Regions from separate parts of the Homo sapiens genome. Here region 2 is linked to region 1. A link is a loop called in an ENCODE intact Hi-C map of the cell type or tissue named here. Cell type or tissue: PC-9. All regions are shown on one strand. Each heading gives the region's core, and the rest is flanking DNA. Links, peaks and the distances in the headings are about the cores only.

Region 1 (11,108 bases), core at 1,649-9,648:
CTTCCTCCTCTAAGAAGCCTTCTTGATGACTCAGGCCTCCCTGATCTGTCCACGCATTTTCACGACCAATTACATGGCCCTTGTCCTCTTCTCTTGTTTTGAGTGCATGAGGGGCCCCAGCTGAAATCAGAAGCCCTGGCAGACGGAGTGCCAATGCTACAGCCCAGCACAATGCACCAAATCAGTGCTCACCTGAGACATAAAGACCAGTGAAAGCCTTGGGCGAGAAAAGGCATGCCTCTGAGCCTTGGTTTCTGCATCAGAACGAAGGGAGCTCTCTCTCACAGAGGTTGATGGAAAGATTACATAATACAATGCCAAGGGCACCATGCCAATTTGGCCCCTGGAAGCCAGTTAGTCCGCGTCCATTTTGTTTATTTTTTTATTTACTTTTTAAAAAAACAGAGATGGTGGTCTTGCTGTGTTGCCCAGGCTAGTCTCGAACTCATGGCCTCAAGTGATCCTCCCACCTCGGCCTCCCAAAGTGCTGGGATTATAGGCATGAGCTACTACACCAGGCCACTTTATTTTTTGTTTTGTTTTAATTTTAAAATTATTATTATTATTACTATTTTTTGAGATGCAGTCTTGCTCTGTCGCCCAGGCTGGAGTGCAGTGGTGCGATCTCAGCTCACGGCAAGCTCTGCCTCCCTGGTTCACGCCATTCTCCCAACTCAGCCTCCCAAGTTGCTGGGACAACAGGCGCCTGCCACCACGCCCGGCTAATTTTGTTTTTGTATTTTTAGTAGAGACGGGGTTTCACCATGTTAACCAGGATGGTCTCGATCTCCTGACCTCGTGATCAACCCGCCTCAGCCTCCCAAAGTGATTATAGGCATCAGCCCCCAAAGGGATTATAGGCGTGAGCCACTGCGCCTGGCCTAAAATTATTTTTAATTGTGGTAAAATATATATGATATAAAAGTCACCATCTTAGCTGTTAAGTGTATAGTTCAGTGGTATGAAGTAAATTCCCAGTGTCGTGCAGCCATCATCACCATCCATCCCTAGAAGTCTAAACACTACACCCATTGAACACTCACTGCCCTTCCCTCCTCTGCCCCCAGCCCCTGGCAACCACCAATCTACTTTCTGTCTCTGTGAATTTGACGACTCCAGGTACCAGGTTTCAGTGGAATCATACAGTATTTGTCTTTTCATGACTGGCTTATTCCACTTAGCATAATGTCCTCAAGGTTCACCTGTGTTATGGCCTGTCCTTCCTTCCTTGTTGAAGCTGAGGGATCATTCCATCACGTGTGCCACACTCTGTTTATCCACTCACCTGCCCATGGACACTGGGGTTGCTTCCACCTCTGGCCTATCGTGAGAATGTTGCTGTGAATGTGGGTGTGCAAATATATCTGAGACTCTGCTTTCAATTCTGTCGGGTATACACTCAGAAGTGGAACTGCCAGATCTTATGTTAATTCTGCTTCATTTTTTGAGGAACCATCATATTGTTTTCCATAGCAACTGCACCATTACGCATTCCCACCCGCAGTGCACAAAGGTTCCAATTTCTCCATGTCCTCCAACACTTGCTCTTCTCTGTTTTTTTGTTTTGTTTTGTTTTTTTGTTTTTTTTGAGATGGAGTTTCGCTCTTGTTGCCCAGGCTGGAGTACAATGGCACGATCTCAGCTCACTGCAACCTCCACTTCCTGGGTTCAAGTGATTCTCCTGCCTCAGCCTGCCAAGTAGCTGGGATTACAGGTGCACACCACCATGCCCAGATAATTTTTATATTTTTAGTAGCAGCGGGGTTTTGCCATGTTGGCCAGGCTGGTCTCGAACTCCTGACCTCAGGTGATCCGCCCACCTTGGCCACCCAAAGTGCTGGGATTACAGGCATGAGCCACCATGCCTGGCCCTCTCTGCTCTTTTAATAGCAGCCATCCTGAGGGTGTGAGGAGGCTGTTTCCTTCCTCTTTGGACCCACACACCTTCGAGCCCCGCTCATAGCAGGCACTCCATGGATCTTCACCCTGTGAACTAGATTCTCTCCTGAGCTTTCTGGCTCCTAGGAGGCAAACAGGCTGTTTCTCTCCCTGCAGGGGACCTTGGGCCTTGTGGCTCTTGGGGATTATTTACAGCCAGGGCCACCTCTGTTCTCCCCTTGGGCAGGCTCGAGGATGAGCCCTTCTGGGAGAGTGGGAGGCAGGGGCCCAGACACATGGTGCATGATTTTCGCCACTGGGCAGTCTCAGCCTTGTGGCTTTCTGCTGGTGCATCCAAGTTAACCCGTCCGTCAGCTCCCACAGGACTAAGGACAAACGCACACCCCGTGACAGTGGATCTGGGGTCCTTGTGACTGCTGCCTCCTTTCCAGCTGTAGGCACCGACTTTGCTTCTGTTCCCAGTTCCTAGCAGTAGGCCTCCGGTCCCCCAAAACCCAGCTCTCTCTGTCTACCCAAAGGCTGAGTATGTGGCAGCCTGAAATCCCACCAGATGCTGTCTCCCCAAGTCCCCACACACTCACCCAGGTGCCCAGAAGCCAACCTCACACTGACTCAGCAGCACATGCAGGAGAAGGCATGAGAGGAAAGACACCCAGGAGGTCATGGAAACAGTAAGCTCTGATGGAGGGAAGGCCTGGCATGATCTAGAATAAGACTGGGGATAGCAGGCCTGTGTAGGCCTGCCATTCTTCCCATCCAGGGGGAAGCTTTAACATCACTTTGGCACCACACAGACCTGGGTTCAAATAGCAGCTCCTGCCAGGTGCGGTGGCTCACACCTGTGATCCCAGCACTTTGGGAGGCCAAGGCAGGCGGATCCTTGAGCCCAGGAGTTCGAGACCAGCCTGAGCAACATGGTGAAACCCTGTCTCTACAAAATACAAAATACAAAAAAGAAAAAAAAATAGCCAGATGTGGTGGCATGCACCTGTAGTCCCAGCTACTCAAGAGACTGAGGTGGGAGGACCACTTGAATCTGGGAGGTGGAGGTTGCAGTGAACCAAGATCACGCCACTGCACTCCAGCCTGGGTGACAGAGGGAGACCCTGTCTCAAAAAAAAATAAAAATAAAAATAAAAAAGTAGCAGCTCCATGAGTACATGCTGTGTGACCCCAGGCAAGTCTGTTTACCTCTCTGAGCTTCCTTTGGCAAATGAGGATAACAACAGGCAAGTCACAAGGTCACTGTGGGGCTTCGAAGTGCAATCCACACCGAGGGCGGGCACCCACCTGACTGCCGCTGTTTCATGCAGAGACCTCCTCCTGCCACCCGCTCTCCCGCTGCTGAAATCCCACACAGAGACCCGGGGTTGGAGGAAAAAAACATGAGATGAAAGGATAACGGCCTTCCTTTTTCCGACAGGAGGCAGCTTGTTCTTAAGGGAAAAAACAGCCCCCTCTGCAGCACCACCTCCACTCCATCCTCTCTTTGTGTTTGAGCTTCTGGGGAAACAACAGGTCCCACGGTAGTTTCCTTCCAGGATCCCCCCTCCCTCCAGAAATTCCCCAATGACTGCCAAGCTCAGTGGTAAGAAAAATGAGCAATTTCCAGACAGAGGCCAGCACATTTCAGAGGCATGGAGTGGAGGCCACGCCCCTCCTGACGGCCCCATCCCCCGCGAACAGTCGTAGGTCACCTGGGCCCACACTCCTAGTCGCGCTTACCTCTCGGAATGCACGGAGGAGGACAGAGTGAGACTCTGGCAGAGGGCTTGCTGAGGGGAGGGCTGAGAGAGTCATCTCCCCCAACCCTTGTCGCTCTGCCCCTGCCCCACATCCTGGGCAATTATACTACTGTGGTGGGGTAGAGGCATCCAAGGCGGAGGCAGGTACTGTGCACCTGCGATACACCTGAGACTTGGAGACAGTGACCCTGGCGTTCAATAAGCATTCATTTAACGGTTCCCCAGGCATGGTGCTGGGGATCAGGGCACAACAGGGACCAACACAGACCCTCACGGGGCGCCAGGAGGAGCGGGGGCATCCAGAGGAACACGTGGAGCACGTGGCTGCCTTTGCCACACTCCTCCTCCCTGCCCTCCTCCCCAGCCCGGCATGGCTGGTGTTCAAAGCCCCTGTGTGCTCTGCTCACTTGAAACCGACTCAGCTGAGGGGCTGTGCAAATGGCGGAGACTGAACAGAGGAGCGAAGTCCCTGAGGGAGAAACCACCCCAGAAAAGACAAGCCAGGTGTCAGGGTGGGGAGCTTGGTTACCACAGTGGGTGCAAGGAGATGGGGACTGAGCAGGGCCGTGGATGCTGGCGGCCCTCAGCCATCATCCTCCCTGCCCAGGCAAGTTGAATGGCAGCCCCAAACAGCAAACTCTCATTTTCCACCTTTTATTCCAGGAAGGGCACTGTGAGGCTGCAGCGGGGAGCGGGGAGCGGGCAGGGGACCTTGGACCAGGACCTCTGACTAAGCCTGAGTCAGGGCTGCCTTCCACTGGTCCCCACCCACCCTTGCAGGCCACTGAGCCGCCTCTCCTGGCTCAGCCTCTCCCACTTGTTGCCTCCGCCCTCAACTCCTTCAGTGACTTCCTCACCTCTTCATAAAGTCCAGGCTCTCGTCTTCTCTCCGGCTGCCCCCGACAGTGCCCCGCACCCAGCCCCTCCCACCACCTGTCTCCCATCTTCCCAGCCTGTCCTCCTCCTGCCCCACTGCCTCACCGTACTCCTGCTCCTCGGGTGCTCCTGATGGCCTCTAACTGTCCTTCAAACCCAGCCCAGTAGCAGGTCTTCTCAAAGGCTTCCTGCCATCCCTTCCCTTCCCTGGGTAGGTATGGAACCCCTCACCCAGGCCTCCTCCACCCCAGCCCTGCTCCCTCCTGAGAAGCCAGGGGTGCACCTCACATCTGTATTTTTGTGCCTGGCGTAAAGCAGGAAAGGAATGAGGATTTCACTGAGAACCTACTGCGTGCTGGCCACTGTTATGAAGGTCATCACAGGGAATGTTCACAACAAACCATGACATGGTATTGTCTCATTTTTACAGGTAAGGAAACTGAAGCCTCAGGCGAAGAGATGATTTCAAAGAACTTCAGAGCTAAGAGTCTTCTTCGACTAAAGTAGGCCCCCATGTTTCCTGGGAGAGGTGGAGCTTGAGGCTTGAGTGGGCTTAAAAAACAATGAGGATTCTGACAAACACAAAAGAGGGAGAGAAAGAGAGAGAATTAGAGCATTCCAGGCAGCAGGGGACTGAGATAAAGGAAGGCCAGGAGGCAGGAAAGACTAGGAAGTGACTGGCAAGACTAGGCGGTTTAGTAGAGAATCCAAGGTATATGCTTACACAAATTACTGGGCAAGGTGACTCACACCTGTAATCCCAGCACTTTGGGAGGCCAAGGTGGGAGGACTGCTTGAGCCCAGGAGTTTGCGACCAGTTTGGAAAACATGAGGAGACCCCATCTCTATTTAAAAAAAGGAAAGGAAAGGAGAGGAGAGGGGAGGGGAAGGGAGGGGAGGGGAGGGGAGGGGCAGCAGAAAGCCTGGAATGGCAGGAGGAACACCAAGCCTGCCACAGACATGGGGCGTTTCTGAGAAGGCTAGGCAGTGTTCCAGTGGGGGAAAGCCCTTGTGGACGACTTCCCTGTCAAAACCCTTCCCAGGAACTTGAAGGGCCAGTTCCAGAGACCCTGTGACCTCAGGCTCCAGAGATGGCTCCGTAAGGCAAACTCACCATGACCACTGGTCAATGACTCACTTCTCCTCCCAGGCGCCCTCCCAGGGATGAGCGCTCCTTCACTCTGCCTCCCTCAGCCCTTGCTCCGGTCTCTCTGCAGCTGGGGTCAGTGTTCCCAGTGAAGTCAGCGTGTGGAGCACACATGCCTCGTACCCACATTCATGCCCATGTGTGCGTGTGCACACGCATGTGGGGCCTGTGTGTCTCTTTCTCTGAGACCCACTCAAGATCTGCATGCACCTCGGGCCCCCTCCCAGAGTGCTGCAGCCAGATGCACCTGGAGCCCCACCCGTCAGCCCAGGGAGACATGCCCCTGCTGAATTCAGAGAATGATCCAGAAGGATTCAGGAAATGAGGACCATTCATGAACCCAGCGACTGATGAAGAGCACCTTCCTCACATCCGCTGCCAAACTCACCCGAAAAGAAGAGACAGAGGAAGACCCCAGAGGATTGCAATTTGAGGACACCTCCAACTCATGCTCACTGCACTTGGTCCAAAATGATCAGAGGGGAGATTTGGCTCATGCTCTGGCCTCACTGGCTCCCATCACCATTGCCTCTGCCCCTCCAGCCTCTGCCAGGCGCCTGGCTCTGACCCTTGCTGACACTTCAGGCCCCTCACCCTTAGAACTGACTGCCAAAGGGCTAGTTGCTTAGTCTTCAAGTAAAGGGGGTCTGGAGGACTATGGAGGAGGCATAGTGCCTAGAGAGCCCCTCGCCTCAAGACACCCCCACTGCACTTGGGAGGAAAGGCAGGGCTGGGGGATGGAGGCACTGTGGGGGCCTTTCCTATTTGGCAGCAGCTGCAGCCATGCGCACCATAGCCACAGCACGCAGCACACATCTTCTGTCTCACAGTGATTGAAGATTTTGCCAAACCACCGGTCAGACAGATTTCCCCCCAAGCCCCACATTAATTGATTTTTGGATTCTGCAACCCAAGCTCAAGCTCAAGCTCCGAGCTCACTGCTGAGCTCAGACTCCTGGGTGTCCCACAACGGCTTCGATGTGGAGGCCATGACGCTGAAGCCAAAGTTGTCAGACACCTGGGCTGCACTTGCCTGTGCAACGAGCCTGGGAAAGCAGCTCTGGGGATTGCACCCACAGTGCCAGGGCTCGGGAGCCTCTGAGCTCAGGGAGGCCTTCAGGGACAGGCGCTCGGCCAGCTGCCTGGGTAGGCTACTAATGAGCAGATGTGTTCCAGGCTGTCTGCCCAAGGGGCAGCTGCACCTGGGCTGGAGAGCTGAGACTCTCTGGGGTTCTGCAGCCTCTGTCCTCCTCAGCCTGGCCCGACAGCCCCTCGTTCTGATACAGGAGGGCACAGCTGCCTGACGCCCCTCCTTCCCCATCTCTGCCTCTCTAATCTTCCTTGAGGAAGATTCCATCAGAGGTTTTACTTACATATTCCTACACCATGCCTGGAACATAGTAGGTACTCAATAAATCCAACTTTTCCTGAGTTAGTGGTGAGGAAAAGCTGGACTCAGGATCAGGCTGCCTGTGAAGCCTGGCCTGTAGCCTGCCAGCTCTCCCAGCCTCAGGGTCCTCACACCCACACGTGTGTGCAGTAACAGAGCACTTCTTGCCTGCAACAGTGCCTGGTTCCCAGTGTATGCCACTGGGATCCGTATTATTATTAAGTGATCCGTATTATTATTTTATCTTAAGAGAGGAATCCAGCTGTGTCCAAATGAGGGGTTGGGACAAAATAAAAGCTAGAATCCAGTCTTGCAGGTGGGGACATGGCACCTGGGTCTCCACACTGACCCGTGCTGCCCACCCTCTCACATGCTATCTAGAGACGGCACTCCTTGTGGAATGCTGCAGGAGGTGCTCCACTGGCACGAAGTGGGTGGGCTCTTAGCACAGACCCAAACAGTAAGTGACTTTTCACACTCCCATCGCATCTCCAAAGCTACATGCAAAACACTGATCTTCACAGGGGTTAGAACACAACTTCCAGAAGGCCTCTTTCTTTTTTTTTTTTTTCTCCCTTTTTTTTTTTTATTATTATACTTTAAGTTCTGAGATACATGTGCAGAACATGCAGGTTTGTTACATAGGTATACAAGAGCCATGGTGGTTTGCTGCACCCATCAACCCGTCATCTACATTACGTATTTCTCCTAATGCTATCCCTCCCCTAACCCCCAACCCCCTGGCAGGCCCCAGTGTGTGATGTTCCCCTCCCTGTGTTCATGTGCTCTCACTGTTCAACTCCCACTTATGAGGGAGAACAAGCAGTGTTTGGTTTTCTGTTCCTGTGTTAGTTTGCTGAGAATGATGGTTTCCAGCTTCATCCATGTCCCTGCAAAGGACATGAAGTCATCCTTTTTGATGGCTGTATAGTATTCCATGGTGTATATGTGCCATGTTTTCTTTATCCAGTCTATCATTGATGGGCATTTGGGTTGGTTCCAAGTCTTTGTTATTGTGAACAGTGCTGCAATAAACATACGTGTGCATGCGTCTTTATAGTAGAATAATTGATAATCCTTTTGTTATATACCCAGTAATGGCATTGTTGGGTCAAATGGTATTTCTTGTTCTAGATCCTTGAGGAATCGCCACACTGTCTTTCACAATGGTTGAACTGGTTTACACTCCCACCAACAGTGTAAAAGCATGCCTATTTTTCCACATCCTCTCCAGCATCTGTTGTTGCCTGACTTTTTAATGATCACCATTCTAACTAGCATGAGATGGTATCTCATTATGGTTTTGATTTGCATTTCTCTAATGACCATTTCTCTAATGATGAGCTTTTTTTCATATGTTTGTTGGCTGCAAAAATGTCTTCTTTTGAGAAGTGTCCATTCATATCTTTTGCCCATTTTTTGAGTGGGGTTGCTTTTTTCTTATAAACTTGTTAAAGTTCCTTATAGATTCTGGATATTAGCCCTTTGTCAGATGGATAGATTGCAAAAATTTTCTCCCATTCTGTAGGTTGTCTGTTCACTCTGATGATAGTTTCTTTTGCTGTGCAGAAGCTCTTTAGTTTAATTAGATCCCATTTGTCAATTTTGGCTTTTGTGGCCATTGCTTTTGGTGTTTTAGTCATGAAGTCTTTGCCCATGCCTATGTCCTGAATGGTATTGCCTAGGGCCTCTTTTTAATCCAAGAAAGAAAGGGGGCAGATAAGATGGCGAAGCATTGCCAGGGTTAACGGGGAGTCTGCAGACCAATGGGTAAAGATCAAAGAGAGCCTGACTGCTGTAACAGCACCCCTCTCTAAACAGGAGGGCACCCCACCCCGGGCATCAGCAATCCTGCACACGGCCATTCCCAGAGCAGCCTGCCTCCACCGCAGCACAGAGATGGGTCAGAATGAACGTCCACCCATGTCAGTGCTCTATCAAATGTCTGCTTAGAAGTTCTTTTTAGGCCAGGCGCGGTGGCTCACGCCTGTAATCCCAGCACTTTGGGAGGCCGAGGTGGGCGGATCATGAGGTCAGGAGATCGAGACCATCCTGGCTAACACAGTGAAACCCCGTCTCTACTAAAAATACAAAAACAAAATTAGCCGGGCGTGGTGGCATGCACCTGTAGTCCCAGCTACTCGGGAGGCTGAGGCAGGAGAATGGCGTGAACCCAGGAGGTGGAGCGTGCAGTGAGCTGAGACTGCACCACTGCACTCCAGCCTGGGCGACAGAGCGAGACTCCAACTCAAAAAAAAAAAAAGGTCCTTTTTAAATAATTATTTTCTAAATATTCTGGTCTGTTCAAGCTGCCATAACAAAGTATCACACACTGGTAGCTTAAACAGCAAACATTTATTCATCAACAGTTCTGGAGGCTGGAAGTCCTCTTAAGATAAAATAATAATACGGATCAGTCAACTGGCATACACTGGGAACCAGGCACTGTTGCAGGCAAGAAGTGCTCTGTTACTACACACACATCTGGGTGTGAGGACCCTGAAGCTGGGACAGCTGGCAAGCTACAGGCCAGACTTCACAGGCAGCCTGATCCTGAGTCCAGCTTTTCCTCACCACTAACTCAGGAAAAGTTGGATTTATTGAGTACCTACTATGTTCCAGGCATGGTGTAGGAATATGTAACTAAAACCTCTGATGGAATCTTCCTCAAGGAAGATTAGAGAGGCAGAGATGGGGAAGGAGGGGCAGCAGGCAGCTGTGCCCTCCTCTAACAGGACGAGGTGCCTAGGCCAGGCACTTGACCCTTCTGAGCCTCAGTCTCCCCCGTAATGGGAGCAAATCTCTCCCCCAGTCCCCACGCGGACATCATGCTAAACAGATGGTAGCGCTTCTCACTATCTTCATTGCCATTGTTATTCTATTTAACACTGAATACAATTTTTTGAAGCCCCTTTCAGACCAAAAAGAGAAAACTGGGCCCTCTGTTTACTACTAAATGTGTTCCTGTTTTTTTGTTAATTAAAAGAAAAAACAACGTCCAACACCTCCATCCCGACCATATTGTTCCTGAAGTTTCCTTTTGCTGATGTATCTGTTGTTGTGGCATCAATAGTCGTAAACCACTTCCACTCTTACTGAGGTGTTTTGTTTTGTTTTGTTTAGATGGCGTTTCGCTCGTTGCTCATGCTGGAGTACAATGGCACAATTTTGGCTCACTACAACCTCTGCCTCCCAGGTTCAAGTGATTCTCCAGCCTCAGCCTCCTGAGTAGCTGGCATTACAGGCATGCACCACCATGCTCAACTAATTTTTGTATTTTTAGTAGAGACGGGGTTTCACCATGTTGGCCAGGCTGGTCTCGAACTCCTGACCTCAGGTGATCCACCCACCTTGGCCTCCCAAAGTGCTGGGATTATAGGCATGAGCCACTGTGCCAGGCTCTTACTGAGCTTTTTAAAGCACCCACTCAGAAACCATCAGGGAGAACCTCTTTCTTCAACCCCCCTGCTCTGTAAGAGCACTCAGAGCTCAAGAGATGACCTGTCTTCACGGGGGAAATCTAGTAACGCTGGATATGCAATAGGAATTCACTATATGAACAGCAATTCACCACACCAAATACCCCCCAGATAAAGCTGGGAAAGTTATGGCTGTTTGGGGTAATCTGGAAAGAACCTCAGTGACAGTAAATAATTTTTGTTTGTACCAGAGAAAAATCTAAAACCAGCAGGAACTCCGAGGAGTTTCATTTTCTTTCTTAGGTGGAAAGCAGCCACATGAGAAGGGTTGGCTTGTCAAGGTTTCAAGCCTGTCACGGATCTCCAGCCTCGGAGGCATATTTTCAGTTTCGATTCAGCTGATAGGTGGGGAGAAAGCACCCCAGTTCTTGGAAGTTAGCCGTTTCTCCTCCTCGCAGACAACCTCCAGAGCAGGGCAGCAGGCAGCTGCTAGAGATTTATTTCTCCACTTAGTCGTCTCCGCTTGCGGCTTCCTCCCATGAGTGAGGACCAAGAGAAGCCCCCTGTCTCTGATGAAAGTGGGGGATGAACACTGAACCAAACCCACACTGCTCAGCACATTTGATGCGGCC
Region 2 (11,108 bases), core at 1,989-9,988, 54 kb before region 1:
CCTACAAAGTAACCAGTCCAAATGAGATCGCGCGATCCATGAGCTCTAAGCAGAATAATCTTCAGAAGAATGGAAGCAGATTCCAAGCGATAGAGGAAGAAACTGGCATGAGGGGGAAGAGAGCACATGAGTGTTCTCTCAAGAAAAAAAGCAACCCAACATCAGGAAAAATGGCGAGGGGGTGAAGGGGCACTGCATAGGAAATAACCAAAGCTGAAGCCCACACATGGCGTGATCCAGGCAGCTGACAACAGTCCGCTGGACCAGACACTAGGAATGCTCCTTCAAGTGGCAGCCTGCACGGCACGGTAAAAGACATGATTGCTGCATGGTGCTCAGCTCGACAGTGAGCCAGGTTCACATAAGTGAGAATAACCGTATCATCTGCGATTGGTGTTCAACTTTCAGAATTAATGTACAGAGAAGCACCAACGCCTGAATTATGCTCACAGAATGGAATGTCCATGTCATCCATCCTGATAATGTAAATAAAGAAGAAAGAACTGACAAGAGCTGGGAAGGAGACAGGGTCAAGAGATGGTGGCAGGACTGCTCACACCCTCACCCTTCCAAGTGGAGAACCACACAGCGCTTTTGAGAGTTGACCAAATAAGAAAACAGAAGTTTAAATATACAGTTTTAAAGGTATAGCAGTCACCAAGAAACGAATTAAAACTGAAATTACTGCTGACGGTCATAACTGGGGGTGAGGGGAACAGGTGAGCTAAATCCTTGTCTGTTATGTCAAATCCTTACTGGAAAGGTCTGAGGTTGAAAAGAAATAATGGCATAAGATGATTATTTAGAAATACAGGAGTACCCAATGAATGAGCTGAGAGTAGGAAGGGTTAGATGTGAGCTTTGAAGCTGGAGCAGGGAAGAGTGAAACTGAAGACCTTCCATCACAACAACTTCCAGGCCACTGGACTTTAAAGCCCATGCAGTTAGAATTTTGATAACATAATTTTAGGCCGGGTGTGGTGGCTCATGCCTGTAATCCTGGCACTTTGGGAGGCCAAGGTAGGCGGATCACCTGAGGTCAGGAGTTCGAGACCAGCCTGACCAACATGGTGAAACCCTGCCTCTACTAAAAATACAAAATTAGCCAGGTGTGGTGGCGCATGCCTGTAATCCCAGCTACTTGGGAGGCTGTGGCAGGAGAACTGCTTGAACCCGGGAGGCAGAGGTTGCAGTGAGCCAAGATCACACCATTGCACTCCAGCCTTGGCAACAAGAGCAAAACTCCATCTCAAACAAACATAAAATAATAATTTTGGCCAGGCGTGGTGGCTCATGCCTGTAATCCCAGAACTTCTGGAGGCCAAGGCAGGCGGATCATGAGGTCAGGAGATCAAGACCATCCTGGCTAACACAGTGAAACCCCGTCTCTACTAAAAAAAAATACAAAAACAAAATTAGCCAGGCATGGTGGCGGGCACCTGTACTCCCAGCTACTTGGGAGGCTGAGGCGGGAGAATGGCATGAACCCAGGAGGCGGAGCTTGCAGTGAGCTGAGATCGTGCCACTGCACTCCAGTCTGGGCGACAGAGCGAGACTCCATCTCAAAAAATAGTAATAATAATAAACTTTTAAAATGAAAATATCGAGGTCAAGTTTACTGCTATAACATTAACATATTAGTACTTTTCAAACACTGTTAAGCTTCTATGGTGCTTTATTAGAAAGTAGCTCATAGACCAACAGAGGTGAGTTTTGTATTTCAGTTGTCATTTAAATTATATGCCAAAATTGACCTAATCTAAAAGACACATTTTCTCCTACATTTTTATGTCATTGGAATCAAGATGAATTCATTTAATTGGTAGGGTTCCTAGTGGTACATAAATTGTTTATGTTATCTTGTAATCAGGGTGCCTTAGATTTAATAGGGCACTTGCAGAAAATTATGTCAACATACTTTTCCCCACATTATTTGATGAAATCAGATTGTTACATCTATTTCTAATACTCTGCTCTGCTCCCTTGTACTCCAGCCGTATCCTGGTTGTTAGTTTCTTCCTGAACACTCCAGGATCCTGGGACTAACTGTCTCCTAGTCTGGAAAGCTCCTGCACCCAGCCCACCCATTCCTCACAGCGCTGGCTGCTTCTGGTCACCAAGTCTCAGTTTACACATCACTCTCTCGGAGAAGCCTGTTGGCCACCCAATCTAAATCAGCTCTATACCTTAGAGACATTTTCTGTCATATTACCCAATTTTCATCAAAGCAGTTATCCTGATGTTTTCATTTCTCTTTCCTTACTAAAGCTTAAGCTCCAGGAGAGTGGACATCTTGCCTATCTTGTTCAACACCACATCCCCAGCACCTAGAATAGAGCTCGACACCAAGTAGGTGCTCAAATAATTCTAAAATAAATATTTTTTAAAATAGCACTAAGCTATGGACATAACATCTAAACATTTAGTGACTGTGTTTCAAATCTATAAGCAGCATGGCTTCATTATTTTTCAATAGCTAAGAATCTCATAAGTTATTTTGTTAGAAGATCCATTTCTAATGGCTATCCAATTAAATTTTAGAAATATACTAATAGAATATATCAAGTATAATTTCTATAGCATGAAACAAGTCATAACATCTTTAATTCATTTGTACATATTCCAAATTTACCTTTTTTTTTTTTTTTTTTTTTTTGGAGACAGAGTCTTGTTGCCCAGGCTGGAGTGCAATGGTGCAACCTCGGCTCACTGCAACCTCTGTCTCCGGGGTTCAAGCGATTCTCCTGCCTCAGCCTCCCAAGTAGGTGGGATGACAGGCGCCCGCCACCATGCCCGGCTAATTTTTGTATATTTTTAGTAGAGATGGGGTTTCCCTCAGGCTGGTCACGAACTCCTGACCTCAGGTGATCTGCCCACCTCAGCCTCTCAAAGTGCTGGAATTACAGGCGTGAGCCACTGTGATCGGCTCAAACTTACCCACTCTTGACTAGAACTGGTATCAAATGGATGGCAAACTAGGATGAAAACAAAAAGCTTGTTTCAAAAATTCAAGAGTGTCATTACCATCAACTTTTTAAATTTTAAGAAGAGATGGAGGAAAGATGAAGTTTAAAGGACGGTTAATACTTACCATTTTATTTGCCTCAACTCAAGTATTAATTGAAATAGTTTGTCAGATATTGAAGAACGCCTGACAAGAATAATGAATAACTGGCCATTCCTTCAGTACTTGCATTTCACATGTATGACAAAAGGATAAAATAAAAAGGCTGAAATCCCGAGAAAGTCTATTTGTCTGCTTTTTTATTCAAAAAAAAAGCCCATGATTCTTTGGGAGGGGATACAGGATTGTTTTCCAGTCAGATCATAATTTCTACCATCTCTGTGACAATCATAAATTCAAAAGGTTCCCACTCTCCGCACCCCGATTCACTTTTGGCACCTATATATGAAATGTCGCTTCTGAAAAATGGGGAAAAAATGTGAATACTGGGCTCTTCCCACAGTGCTCCTTTCCTGATGAAAATCTTTCAGTTTGCTCAATTTAGAATACTGATGCAAGAAAGTTTAAAGATATGTCATCAATGAAAATCTTTTTCTAACTATCTGGCTATCTTAGAAAATAATTATATTAGAAACAGCAGCCAATTCTCAGAGGCAAAGGGGCGATGGCTTATCTCTCTCTACTTCTAATTTTAAATTTAGAATTACAGAGCAATTCTATGAGAGGTAGCAGAAGGTCTGGCACAGGCTCTGGCTTCATGATTTCAGAATACAACTTTAACTCATCACGTCTTTGGGAAGAGTGTGTGTGACACTTAGCAAGAGGCTCACTAGACCTCCGTGTGCAGTGATGCTGATCAGACAGACACATGCATTCACCACTAGTGGAGAGGGAGGGGCCTAACCAGAGGACAGGCAGTTAGGAGAGGACTTAGCCAAAGAACTTAAAAATATCTACACAAGTGGCAATGTGTGTCATTTATAATGCACACCATTCCTGAGTCTTCACTTGGTCTGCCAAAGAAAAGTTCCTACAGAAAAATCAGGATGCTTACAGGAGAAAAATAACCAACACAGATTATAATAGGCCAATGTTTAAATAAGAGGAAAACAACTCACAACTTTCACTTTTCATATGTGAGGAGGAATCAGAAGCTTGGTATTGACCTATCTGGCGCAATTCAAATTCATTTTTTTAGCTGTTTCAGATCCACAGGGTATTGCCAAGAAGCTTACCCAAAAAATCGGTGGATTTTTCAGTGTTCTTAGAGCTGAAGGGATTTTTCTCAGTACTACTACTAAACTGATAAAAGTGGGAGGGCATCTTACTCCACTCCCTCCTCCAAAACCCACTACAACATCTGTAGTTCAAAACGAAGGATGGTAATGTTATAAAACTAGGAACAAAATAAGATGCTATGACAATTCTTTCTCTTTGTAATTAACAGCTGTTTCCTATCTGTGGCACTTTATACATAGCTAAGCTTTTGGGAGGGAAGAAGGGGAGAAGAAAGAAATTCCACAACCTCCTGACAAAGCAGCCCTTCCACTTGCATGGGCTTATTTCTTCTGCCAGCCACAGAGTCACAAATATTTTTCCCCATTTAAAGAAGTTTGAGTGAATGAAGTCGGGGAGAGTGGGAAGCACAAGCAAGAAGTCAACCATAGCCTTCTCTTTACCAACCCAGCCCTGTGTCCTTAGGAGCAGCTGGCTTCATCCGTCACCTTGACACTCATAGTAAGCAACATCTTTCTTTAAAACTTTTCTTGTTCTTGCTGCTTTTCTTGCCATTCTTGTCTTTGTTTTCTGACATCTTCTTTGTTCTGATTTCTCTCATTAGGTCAAAGAACACCTGGGGGTGAGGAGTAAAGAGTAAAAAGAATAGTGAAGAAAGAGCCATTTAATGATTTTTTTCTTTTGTTAACCTGACACTGTGAACACAGCATTTAAGGATTCAATGAAATAATTTGACTAAGCAGGATATGTAGTTACATTTTAAAGCACAAAGTCAAACTGATTTTTATAAACCATATGTCAACAGAAACAATAGCTCTGGGGCAAATAAGAAAAATTAACCTTAAAAAATTCTAATTATACAAAGCAAACATCTCTCATACAACTGCTCGTATCACACAACTGCTCAAGCCAAGGACAGAATCATCGTACTGTCACTGCCATGCAGCAGCAGCTTTTTTTTTTTTTAAATTCAGACAGGGTCTCCCCATATTGCCCAGGCGGGTCTTGAACTCCTGAGCTCAAGCAATGCCCACCTCAGCCTTCCAAGTGCTCGGATTACAGGCGTCAGCCACTGCACCCGGCCTAACAGCTGCTTTCAAAATGATAAAATCTTACAATAAGTGTGATGAAGGGTAAGACATATTTTTGCATATAACAGATCTATACATTTATAAAATTTACAAATATTGAGAGTAATAACAGCAAGCAGACTTTCTAGCATTTCCAACCACCAGGGAAGGGAAGAATGCCATAATGAGTCCCTGCTCCCAGGTGCTCTTGACACCCCTGCATCTGATTTAATCCTTACAAGGACCCCATGGAGGTTGGAACATCATTATGCATGACAGCTTTCCCAGCTAACTCCACAACAGCCACCCTGGGGAGGCAGTAGGATGGGAGAAGGAGGGCGTAAAGCATCAACAACTAAAGCTCCTGCACTAGGCGACTGAGAAGATGGAGGATGAGAGATGTCCTTCTGGCCACCCTATCCCTCCCCACACACACTCCCCCACCCTCAATCTCAGGACAACCACTCCTCCGACCCTTGTGATGTCAGCTGAGAGGAACTTTATCAAGAACTGATGAGACTTGTCCTTTGAAGGTCAGTGTGTTACTTAGATATGGATTATCCTTTTGTCACAGTAGTTTGGGTTTTGCCCTCTGCTACCAGCCATCATGCCAGAGGACTGATTATACCCAAGCAGACAAAATATGAATCCTACGAAGAGACATTTGAGATTTCTCATAGAGAATGACAGAGACTGCAAGTGTGGGACTGAGCACAGCCCTTATCTTCAGACATTCACACAAAACCACAAGCTCCTTCATGGCCACACCTTCTTCTTGGTGAAAAGCAAGATCAAGCCTCTGGAGTGTGGGGCTCCACATGCATTTACCACTAGCTCCAGGCACAGAAAAGCACCCCCAACCCCAGCCCCCAGCTAGATCAGGCCAACCCAAACATCCCTTCTTGCCAGCCTCTCAGGAAAGCACTGCCCAAGACAGCAACAGTGAACAGTTTCAAATGCTACAGGTTTGTCTTTTTGTCCTAACAGCAAAAGACAAGAGGAGGGGAATGGAGTGCATCCAACTTAAAATGATGACAAAGTTGTTCATGGGCTGATCTTATCACACCTTTCATAGAAATTCTTTACAAGTGAATACCATGCTGCCAGTCATAAGTCTCTGCTGGTTCCTGTTTGGCAGGTCAAGCTGGTCCAGCAGACAAGGGGAGATGACAACACAGACCCCCCACGCGACAACCCATCCAGGAAATACACATCCACAGTTCCAAGCTGAGAGAGTCTCCCTGATTTTTTTAAAATGAGCCATATTTCTGGATTTCCTGTGTGGTTTCCACAGCTGGAAAATAATTTAATAAAAATATTTTAAGTAGCACAATAATATAAGAGTGTAAGAGTTGAGAGATGACAATATAAAGAAAAGCTGACGGCGGAACACGCGCTTCCCATTGCAGATTACAACTAAACGGACTTAGGTTGTACAATATATGTATCCTATATGTATATCTATCCTATATGTATATGTCTCCTAAGATACATGTTTTTATGTACGATACATACAAATAGATGTATCTTGCCGAAGTGCGTCTAAAGCAAACCCCTTCTAATACCAACATTCTAAATACCAATGTTCTTCTAGCATCACTTCAAGTGAAAATAAAGCTTGGATAAAAATCTCTCCCTTGTCAGGTAATGAAAGCAAAGGGGAATGTTTCTGCACAAGAAAGAGAAACAGAAGACAGGATATAGGGGATTCAGATGCTGATGCTGCAGAACAAAAAGCAGACGTGTCCACTGTGTGGCTGCCAAAGTGCTATGTGCTTAGATTCTACAAGCACATGGATATGCAGTGAGAGCTAGTGAATGAGGTCAAGGCAGAAAGCCTCATCTTTAAGGCACAGCGTTAAAATTTTAGCTGTGTGGCAACCACCTTGAACTTTAATTTTAAAAAGAAAAAAGGCCTAACAATAGCAATCCCTGATAGGTGGATTTTCAAATTGTCAGCATTCATCATTGTCACTCAAGGTCACCCTTTTATTAGCTTCAGAGATTTGAATGAGAAAGTATGCTGGGATGGGATAAGAGATAAAAAAAAAAAAGAGATCCCAGAGATTTGAGTTCTGAGAGCAAATACTATTTAGAGACTACACTACAAAGATGGAACACTGTGGCTCTGTCAGTGAACAGTAAGGTGAAAAGAACAAATCTGACCAATAACTCAATGAGAGCAAAATCAAGAAGCTCCACGTATCTTTCAAGGGCACCTCCAGGGGAACCTCCTAGAAGCAGCCAGGCCCGCCCACCCTGCTCCTGAAGAGCAAGGCTGTGGAAGGTGAGAGCACACACAGAAGCTAATGACGTCCATCCCTCCAGCCCAGCCTTCACAAACCAATGGCCTCGTCCCACCATCCTTCCCAGGACCACACCAACAGTAAGCATAGTCCGCCGGGTGTGGTGGCTCACACCTGTAATCCCAGCACTTTGGGAGGCTGAGGCAGGCAGATCACTTGAGCCCAGGAATTTGAGACCACCCTGGGCAACATGGTGAAACCCCATCTCCACAAAAAACAGCCAGTGTGGTGGTGCACACCTGTAGTCCCAGCTACTTGGGAGGCTGAGGTAGGAGGATTGCTTGAGCCCAGGAGGCAGAGGTTGCAGTGAACTGAGATCACACCACTCCAGCCTGGTGTCACAGTGAGACTTTGTCTCAAAAAAGAAAAACCCAAAAGAACACATTAAGCATACTCTAATGAAGCCTCATGACAAAGTAAAAGGTTCTGTGAGTTGTCTGAAATACAAGGTGACATCCTCTCAATGTTTCTCATTATAATCATGATAATGGCTTAGACATTCATAGGAATCAGAATCTTCACCTAGTTTTCATAAATGGTTCCCTAAAACCCAGCAGATGAGATGCCTCCATTCTGCTGTTTCTCAGGTCTGTTTCTGAGAAATACACAGAATTCACGCCTACCTTGTCCACGTTGGCCCGGGTCTTCGCTGACGTCTCCACGTACTGCACGCCCCACTCTTCGGCTTTACTCCTGGCCTCCTCCACAGGCACCTGCCTCCGCTCCTCTAGGTCAGACTTGTTTCCCACGACGAGCAGTGGAATTTTATCTTCTTCAGCCTTCACACGGAGAATCTGTTCCCTAAGGTGTTACACCAAAAATACAGCAGCTAAAAAAACTAAAGAACGAACCCTGGTTTTGTGAACCCATCTAAAATAAAAGGCTTTCCTAAGGCAGAAGGAAAAAAAAAAATCACTAGATTTAGGGCATGTTCTGAGAAAGCACTCCCTAGAGGCAGTCATGAGCAAGACAAGTGTTTTCCAAGTCTGCTTCTCAGTTTGCCCACATCAGAATCCCCTGGGATGCTCATCACAAATGCAGATTTCTGGGCTCAGTCTTACAGAAGTGTCTGGATAGGAGCCCAGGATTTTACGTCACAACAGGGTCCCCAACTTATGCACACACAAAAAAAAAAACAAAAAGAAGAAAAATGGTCAATCTCTGCAATAAAAACAAGCTAAGGGAACTATCTCCATAAAATGCTTAATTCCCCTGAAAATATTTGTTTGTGACATAAAAGCTATGAAATCCAGTGTTTTCTATATGGAAGGTGGCAGCCTATTAGTGGATCACAAAACCAATCTAGTGGGTCGCAACCAGCAGTTTCTCCCCCCTGCAGTGAAATAGATTATAGAACAGAACTGACCAGATCAGAAATATCCAAGGGAATCTCAAGTAGGAAAGGTGAATATTGTATTGTTTTGAAACTTCAGTTTTGATTAGATCTGCATGTGTACACGACAAGTATGTCATCCCATCCCCAGTTTCCATGCAGACACAGTAATGTTATAGGCCACAGAATCGAGACAGATATGTTAGGCAGTAATCACATTCCAATACGTACCATTTTTCTACTACAAAGTGAAAAAAATGAAAGGAAATACGACAAGCCCTATGGAAAAGTACTTCAAAAGTGTCTTCTACAAAAATACCATTACTCGTAGCATATTAAATTTTACGTCTACTAAAAATTATCAGCTATCTGAAAGTACTAATCAAAACTAAATATTTAAAAAAATTAAATACCCCATTTCCATTATTTTGGTCCCATGAGAATATTTCTACTTTTATATGCCAATACATTCTAAAAAGAGTCCCCTTCAAAAATGTATTTTGTAGAGATCTGTATTGATTTTTATATGGTATAGGGTAACATTTCACAATAATAAAAATATTTTCTAGGCGTGGTGGCTCACATCTGTAATGCCAGCACTCTGGGAGCCTGAGGAGGGAGGAACACTTGAGCCCAGGAGTTCAAGACCAGCCTGGGCAACATAGGGAGACCTTGTATCTACAAAAAAAAAAACAAAAAAAAAAACTAAAATTTTCATGTAGTCAATTTAAGTGCCAGACATCAAATATTTTAAGACAAACTAAAAAAGATGAAAAGATGCTTGAAATTGGCTTTGTGTAGCCTTGTTATAGCCTACATTTGAACTGGGGTCAAAGAACATGATACATTTGAAGTCATGTGATCATTATAAACTATGAACAATAAAAACTGATAGCTTTCTGGCTCATTAGTCTTGCAGGGGCACACAAAATTACCTCATTGATAAACATATCGATCCAAAAATGGGAGTACCAAGTTCTGGTCTCTTATGACAGAACTTATCTTAGTTCATAAAATATTTTCCAGAAAAAGTTTCAAGGAAGACAGCATATTCACATGTCATTTTATATTGGGGCCTTTCTATTTGGAAGATAGTACACAAATGCTGTTTTAAAACTGCTAACAGACATGAAGTAAAGTGACTTGAGTTTAGCCACAGGGCTCAGATAATTGACCTGCATTCTTCTGTTCCCAACAACATGAGAAACCTACGCAGAGGTCAACTTCCCCTTCTTTCTGGTTTTAGGTATTCATCTGTCCTTTTTCTTCTAAGGATCTCTCTTTCCACCTAACAACCAAAACCCTTTTCCACATTGAGGGGAGCCCTGCTCCAACTCTGTGAGAACGCCCGAGTGCTATCTGTGCATGTGTGGTGACTGAGGAGAGGACAAGGAGCACTTGAAATACCTGTATTTCTCCATATCCTCTGCAGAGAACTCTCCTGCCCACTTCCCTTCTAAGTAAGTCACAGAACAACAGGAAATCAAAAGGCTCGGGACAGGGAAGAAAAGAAGAGAGTGTGTGCATCTGTCCTGTTTTACCCTCTATGAGGCATTAAAAACAGGACTACGCAGATGCAAACAATTATAAATACATGGGCTACATTCAAACAGAGCAGCCCTTAGGAAGGTCTGAAATGTCTAAAAATTAACAGAACTTCTCATAATGAGTCATAGTCACTTAACTAGTCACTGCACCACACGCACTCTGCTTCCAGAAAAGTAGGTCTTCGACTCTGAAGCCTGGAGCTATGAAGCATCACTGAGGCACCTCCCTATTATCTTTCACTAGCCCTGCTGGGTGACCTGTGCTCACCCGAGGCCTCCCTGGCTCAGTGATGCTTCCATCCAAGTCCTGGAAGGATAGCTAGCTTTCTCCTTTTCACCTCTGGTTGACCACCTTACTGTCAGACCAGAACTTGCTGAAGAATGAAAAAAACTGATTTGATTTTTGGGTTTTTTCTCTTCAGTTCCCTACTAAACTCTAGATCTGCTTCTTAAAAAGTCATCTAGATAGATATGTTTATAAGAAGAACAGATTTTTTAAAACTCAATTATGTAGGAGAAAGGGAAGGGCATGGGGTAAAGAGACATTTATAGAGCATAAGAATTATGCCCAAAAGGCTATTTCTTTATAACAAAATGAACTGAAGGTATTTTTTTCACTGCTATATTTTCTTTTTCTTTCTTCTCTAACAC

The links. A loop is a pair of places that touch in the nucleus more often than their neighbours do. Peaks named below come from ENCODE experiments on the same cell type or tissue, not always from the same donor. Only the 100,000 strongest peaks of a DNase experiment are listed, where the experiment ranks them.
Region 2: it touches region 1 in a loop (5-fold over the local background); 9 of 110 quality-filtered maps call a loop at or near these places.

The regions. Positions count from the first base shown.
Region 1 is chr2:120,232,207-120,243,314 of GRCh38, reverse strand. LOC105373583 (a long non-coding RNA gene) reads left to right here. Exons shown (of 3, transcript XR_923259.3): 2 at 4,951-5,023; 3 at 5,564-8,119. It also overlaps a transcript of RALB not described here. Among named protein-coding and RNA genes, the nearest start is that of TMEM185B, 14 kb to the right of the region's middle. RefSeq lists enhancers at 1-341, 4,213-5,412, 10,576-10,925. In PC-9, for the core only: no CTCF peak of the experiment used is centred there; DNase peaks (open chromatin) are centred at 3,514, 4,414, 5,224, 5,594 and 1 weaker place; H3K4me3 peaks cover 2,194 bases; H3K27ac peaks cover 4,614 bases.
Region 2 is chr2:120,286,850-120,297,957 of GRCh38, reverse strand. It overlaps RALB (RAS like proto-oncogene B), which reads right to left. Exons shown (of 5, transcript NM_002881.3): 4 at 8,201-8,378; 5 at 3,248-4,817. The coding sequence ends at 4,698. Among named protein-coding and RNA genes, the nearest start is that of RALB, 40 kb to the right of the region's middle. RefSeq lists enhancers at 6,752-7,447, 10,249-10,418. In PC-9, for the core only: CTCF peaks have their summits at 8,232 and 8,464; DNase peaks (open chromatin) are centred at 6,027 and 6,367; H3K4me3 peaks cover 983 bases; H3K27ac peaks cover 3,359 bases.